Regions from separate parts of the Homo sapiens genome. Here region 2 is linked to region 1. A link is a contact called in ENCODE Hi-C data. All regions are on one chromosome and are shown on one strand. The core of a region is the stretch at or near the end of the contact, and the rest is flanking DNA. Distances in the headings are between cores, read along the strand shown. Region 1 holds the start of ENHO (energy homeostasis associated). Region 2 holds the start of AQP3 (aquaporin 3 (Gill blood group)).

Region 1 (2,957 bases), core at 244-2,743:
TAGGATCCAATAATTTATTTTAGACAGTCTCTAAGTACTTTGGTAGCTTTGGATGACTCAGTCTTCCCTTTCTTCTTTCAAGATAGCATCTGGATTTACAGGGGTCTTATGTGAATTTCATGGCATTGGATTGGGGGAAGGGGCCTCTTAGTCACATGGTCCTGGGGGTTGTGTCAGCTGGCATTTGCTGAGATGTGATCGATCTGCTATAAATTAGTGAATAACAACCCTGAGAGGTAGCATTACAACCATTTTACAGATGAGGAAGCTGAGGCTAAGAGAGATTTAGTAACTTGCTCAAGATCACAAAGTTAGTAAGTGAACCAGGAATCAATACTGCCCCGATTACAGTAGGCACTTAGTTATATGAGTCTAGGATTCCAGAGAGAAGTTAAGGCTAGACTTGGGAGCACTGGGAGTCTTCATGATATAGCTTCAGGGATGTGATCCTCCAAGGAGAGCATGTAGAGCGGGATGAGAAGACGGCCGGATCAGAATAGGTGACAATCACTGGCCTGTGAAGGTCGGGGAGGACAAGGTCTACCTCACTGCTCCTGTCCAAGCTATCTTCTTCTTAGGGGAGCTTTTAGGATGGCAAGGCAGGATTTCCACCACGCCTGCACCTATTCCAGCCAGGGCAGAACCATCGCTCAGGACACTCCATTTCTGTCCCAGACTCCCCAACAGCCTGGCAGCAAGCCTGCGACCAACACTGGGTAGGAACTCAGTAAATGTGTCCAAAGAACCTGTGTTGCCAGAGATTTTCACACCTCTTAGGGCCAGGGAACCTGGGGCCCTCTAAAGTGGGAATGCAGAGTCCACACCCAGGTGGCAGAGGGAAGTGCGGGACTGCACTATAGGCGGTTCCCTAGGTGAGGAGATTCAGTCTCCTGCCAGGTGTGGGGACGCGGGGCCTTCCTCCGGATGACTTACTTAAGAGACCTCTCCCAGATACAGAGGGGTGGTTTCCTCACATGTGGAAATGCAGAGGCCTTGGCCTTTCTCGGATGTGGGGTGTACAACCCTTCCAGGTGTAGAAGGTGCAAGAAATCCCTACCAGAGGTTAGGCCTTGCCCCCACCCCATCCCCTCTCCCGGGAAGGATCCAGGGCCAGCTACTCCTTCGGCCCTCCTCCCGCCCCGCGCCGGCACGAGAGGCGGGCTGGTCCCCACCTCAGCGCACCACCAATGGTGCGGGAACCGGGGTTCGGCCAGCCAATTGAGTGGCGGCAGCGGCGCTGGGATGGCTCCGCCCCCGGGCCGCAGGCCGCCGGCCTCCCAGGAGGCGAGGCTCTTCGCTGTTTTTGCTGGCCGCCGAGCCCGGCCGAGCCCAGCCGAACGTAGCCGAGCCCAGCCGAGCCCAACCGAACGCAGCCGAGCCCAGCCGAACACCGCGCAGCTCCCGCCGCCGCCGCCCGAGCGCTGCCGAGCGAGCGAGCGCCGCGGCCGCGGAGGAGGTGCGGCCCCAAGGGGAGGAGGTGCCCGCTCACCGCAGACCGCCCGCGGCAGAGGCCGCCCCGGTCGCGCCGCGGCGGGAGCGGCCGGTGGAGGCTGCGCGGCCGAGGGGGAGGGCCGGGGGAGCGGACGTCGCCTCTGCTGGTCTCCCACCTCCCGCCGCCCCCCGCCCGCAGGCTCCCAAGCCTTAGTCGGCGCCGAGCATCCCGCTGCCCCGGACCCTCCCGCGGGCGCGCACCAGGCTCAACTCAGGTAAGAAGGGCCTCCCGCCACGGGCACGGGGGCCAAGAACACGCGACCCGAAGATGGAGATAAAGAGACAGAGACACACTGCCGCGGAGAGAGACGAACACAAAGACAGAGACACAGGAACCACCGAAAAGACCCCACGGAGAAGGGGATAGGGACACGTCCATGGGAACAGAGGGGGATACAGCCTGGAAGAGAGAGAGAGACACAGAGACTGATGCAGAGATACACAGAGACACACTGGTAGAGAAATGAGACATAGAGGAGACATACTCAGAGATGGGGACACACGGAGAGGCAGCCACACACACAGAGGTGGGTGTGCAGAGGCACAGGCACACATCCAACGGAGGGACAGTGAGACACCAGACACACACACACACCTGACCCAGAGAGGCAGCCCCACATAGAGGCACACAGCCCTGGACGCACAGAGCCTGCACATGCCTGCCAGGGCCTCCACAAAGTTCCCTCTGTGCAAGCTGGCGCCTCTGGAGGTCTCCTGGTCGGGCTGGCTGGAGTCCTGGGAGAGAGGAGGCGCCCAGGCCACACCAGAGCTGCTTACAACCCCCATCCTTTTGGGCTGGGGGCTTCCTGGATCCCACCCACCAACAGAGGGCTTTTGAGGGCTGCAAGCTTGGTGGGCAGGACCAGGGCATGCCCACCAGGTCTAAGGAGAATGAGATGACGGCTGCCTACTGCAGCTTCCCCACGGTGGCTACACACTCATTCAGGTGGCCAGAACCAAGCCTGTGGATGGGGGTGATGGCTCTGTGGGGTATTCGAGCCTGTTGGGACCCAAGGTCTTTCACCAGGGAGGCCAGAAATGTGGGAGGGAGGCTCTCTTCCCTACCTCTCTCCTCCTAGGCCTCACCCCACCCTTCCTCCTCACCACCCTCTCCTTTACTGTATACCCCCAACAGGCTCAGGACTGCAGGTAGACATCTCCACTGCCCAGGAATCACTGAGCGTGCAGACAGCACAGCCTCCTCTGAAGGCCGGCCATACCAGAGTCCTGCCTCGGCATGGGCCTCACCATTGAGGCAGCTCCACTGTCTGTGCTGGTCTGAGGGTGCTGCCTGTCATGGGGGCAGCCATCTCCCAGGGGGCCCTCATCGCCATCGTCTGCAACGGTCTCGTGGGCTTCTTGCTGCTGCTGCTCTGGGTCATCCTCTGCTGGGCCTGCCATTCTCGCTCTGCCGACGTTGACTCTCTCTCTGAATCCAGTCCCAACTCCAGCCCTGGCCCCTGTCC
Region 2 (2,957 bases), core at 140-2,639, 1.1 Mb after region 1:
CAGGAGTTCGAGGCTACAGTGAGCTGTGATTGCACCACAGCCTGGGTGATGGAGCAAGACCCTACTCTTTAAAAAGAGAGAGAGGGCAAGGTTGTCCCATGATCCCCCTCAGATAGGGCTGACTCCCCCATAATTAAGTTTGCTTAAAGAGGCAGACTTGCTGGGCTCAGTGGCTCACGCCTGTAATCCCAGCACTTTGGGAGGCTGAGGCGGGTGGATAACTTGTGGTCAGGAGTTCGAAATCAGCCTGGTCAACATGGTGAATCCCCATCTCCACTAAAAAAACAAAAATTAGCTGGGCATGGTGGTGTGCACCTGTAATCCCAGCTAATCGGGAGGCTGAAGCAGGAGAATCACTTGAACCTGGGAGGTGGAGGTTGCAGGGAGCCGAGATCACGCCATTGCACTCCACCTAGGCGACAGAGAGAGACTCCGTCTAAAAAAAAAAAAGAGACAGACTCTTCCTTGGCTGGGGGTAAGTCAGATGGGAGAGGAGAGGGTTAAAAACAGCTGGGACTCAGCCTGCTGGCAAACATGTGGCATGTGGCATGTCGGGGCAACTGCAGCTCAGCCTCTGGAGCCATGTGAGCAATGCACGCAGGTACACGTGTGACAAGCTAGGTCACCTAGCCATGTTCAACAGGCATGTGCACAGCCACGAGGAATGCCCAGCCGTACAATTAGGCACACAGGACATCCGCCATGTGTAGACACAGCTGTGGACATAGCTGGCCAGGACATGCGACACACGACGTGCTCATAGCACAGGGAGAAGGGCCCATGAAGTCTGGTTGGAACTCAGCACGTGTGTCTGTGTGCCCACCTGAGTCTGGACTGCTGCCCCTCTGACACTAGCTGTCCCCTTGAAGGGTCGGTGCCTTATCTGTCCTGACAGAAGAGACAGTGTTGCTTCTCACTTGGGGCTCGCAGCCTCCTCCTCCTGCCTCGAACTGAGGATCTGTTGGGTCCAGTCATCCTGGAGAGATGCGGCCAGTTTCTTTCTGACAGGTCTCCTCCTGCCCGCAAGGAAGTGGGGTGATCACAGGGCGCAGGTGGTCTCTATGACAGCTGCATCCTCTCCAGCCATGGCCCTGAACCCTGCCTATAATCCCACCATTGGCTCTCAGATCTGCCTAAGCCTCTCAGCCCCCTTGACGTCCCCTCCCTTAAGCGCCCTCCGAAGGCCACCCGTCCCTCAAAGCTCCTCACACTCCATGCCCGCAGCTCCCTCCACCCGGCGTCCGCACCAGCCTCCCAGCCGAGGTGGGGCGGGGGCGAGGGGGCGCGCACTCCTCGGCGCTCCGGGACTGCAGGGCGGGGCTGCAGGGCGGGCGGGGCCCGTGTCTCCAGCGCTCCTATAAAGGGAGCCACCAGCGCTGGAGGCCGCTGCTCGCTGCGCCACCGCCTCCCGCCACCCCTGCCCGCCCGACAGCGCCGCCGCCTGCCCCGCCATGGGTCGACAGAAGGAGCTGGTGTCCCGCTGCGGGGAGATGCTCCACATCCGCTACCGGCTGCTCCGACAGGCGCTGGCCGAGTGCCTGGGGACCCTCATCCTGGTGGTGAGTGGAGGGAGCCGGGGAAGCCCTTCTCTCTCCAGCCCTTGCACTCCCCAAACTCTCACTTCCCCGAAGGGGCTGTGTTTTCCAAGGTAGCCTGGACCCACCTCCCCAGCTGTGACCCCCACGCTTAACCGCGGAGGATCAAGCTGACTTCCAAAGTCCTCTTCCCCACGGTTCTAACCCCCTCTCTGACAGCTCCGACTCTTGCCAGAATGACAGCTGTTACTCCCCAGTGATAGTGCCGATCGTTTACCCTCCCACAAGTGACTCAGCCAACAGGCTGGGGGCAGCGGTCACGCTTGCAGTCTGGGACAGCCAGCCACTTCCCCTGCCTCCCACACCCCTCCAGATTCCCAGAATCCCAGCCCCCAGATGTAGGGGAGGGGGCGGAGGCAAATGAGCCATTATTAGGTTATTTGGGTCCTGGGTGTCTGGCCTCTAATGAATAATTAAGCCTCAAAAAGTCCAAAGGTTGAAGTGAGTGAGGACAGTTTGCACGAGTGGGGGCAGAGGGTGCAGGCCACATGGGCTGCGAACAGCGAAGTGGGAAGGGAGGCAGATTCTGACGGTAGAAGGGTGGGAGGAAGCTAGGCCCAGGCACAGAGGACGCGTGTCTAAAGTTGCTCACCTGGTGCTCAGCGACTCCCAGGCCCTGTCTGTTATCCAGACAGATGCTGTCAGCGTCTGTGCAGAAGACGACAAGCATTCTGGTTACTCCCTGGCCTCTTGGTTACTCTGTGGGTTCTCTGAGTGAGCATTTCCCTGCCTGAGTTACTCCTCAGTCCTAGTTACTCCTTGGTCACACCAGTTTCACCCTGGTTTTGTTCTGAGTGACTCTGTTTGCACTTCTTAGGTCTGGCAGACCCACCAGTTATGTTCTATTTCCTGTCCCAGTTACTCTGATTTTTCAGCCGCTCATGTGGTTACACCTGTTTTCCTCTGTGTTCAGTTGCTACATTGCAGTGAGTGGGTTACTCCGTTCCTGCCCCAGCCCTGGGTAGTACAGACCAGCTGGCCCACTGTGGACTAGGAAGCCTAACTAAGGGCAAGTAGGGATCCCCAAATGGTTGAGGATCAGGATCTATGGGCAGAGGAGGGCTGAAACCCACTTCTGGCTTCCAAGAATAGGAAGTGGGGAAGCCACAGGGGGCATTTTATCCACAGCCTCCCATAAGATTAGTCGTCCTATCAGCCAGCCCTAGCCCCTCTCTCCTGTGCCAAGAAGGCAATAGGAGGTGGCCTTTATCACTCTCCTGCCTCGGAGCCCTCACTCCTATCGGAGTCCTGAGTCCAGCCACCTGTTTTAGAGCAGCCAGGCTAGGGGAGGATGATGTCTTCTATTTTCCTAGAGGGGCCTCCTCATTCCCTCCCAAGTCTCAGTTCACTCTCTCACAAAGG

The links. A loop is a pair of places that touch in the nucleus more often than their neighbours do. Pooled maps may share reads with other maps.
Region 2: a loop to region 1 is called in a map with no recorded cell type, with 12 times the contacts of the local background. The contact joins the promoter of AQP3 here to the promoter of ENHO in region 1. A Hi-C loop is called at or near these places in 8 of 37 single-sample maps with no recorded cell type and 4 of 50 pooled maps.

What each region holds. Positions count from the first base shown.
Region 1 is chr9:34,521,526-34,524,482 of GRCh38, reverse strand. ENHO (energy homeostasis associated) reads left to right here and starts at 1,493. Exons shown (of 2, transcript NM_198573.3): 1 at 1,493-1,706; 2 at 2,627-2,957. The coding sequence starts at 2,788. RefSeq lists silencers at 1,068-1,437, 1,458-1,567 and an enhancer at 2,197-2,749.
Region 2 is chr9:33,446,025-33,448,981 of GRCh38, reverse strand. It overlaps AQP3 (aquaporin 3 (Gill blood group)), which reads left to right and starts at 1,389. Exons shown (of 6, transcript NM_004925.5): 1 at 1,389-1,559. The coding sequence starts at 1,452. RefSeq lists a silencer at 1,214-1,403.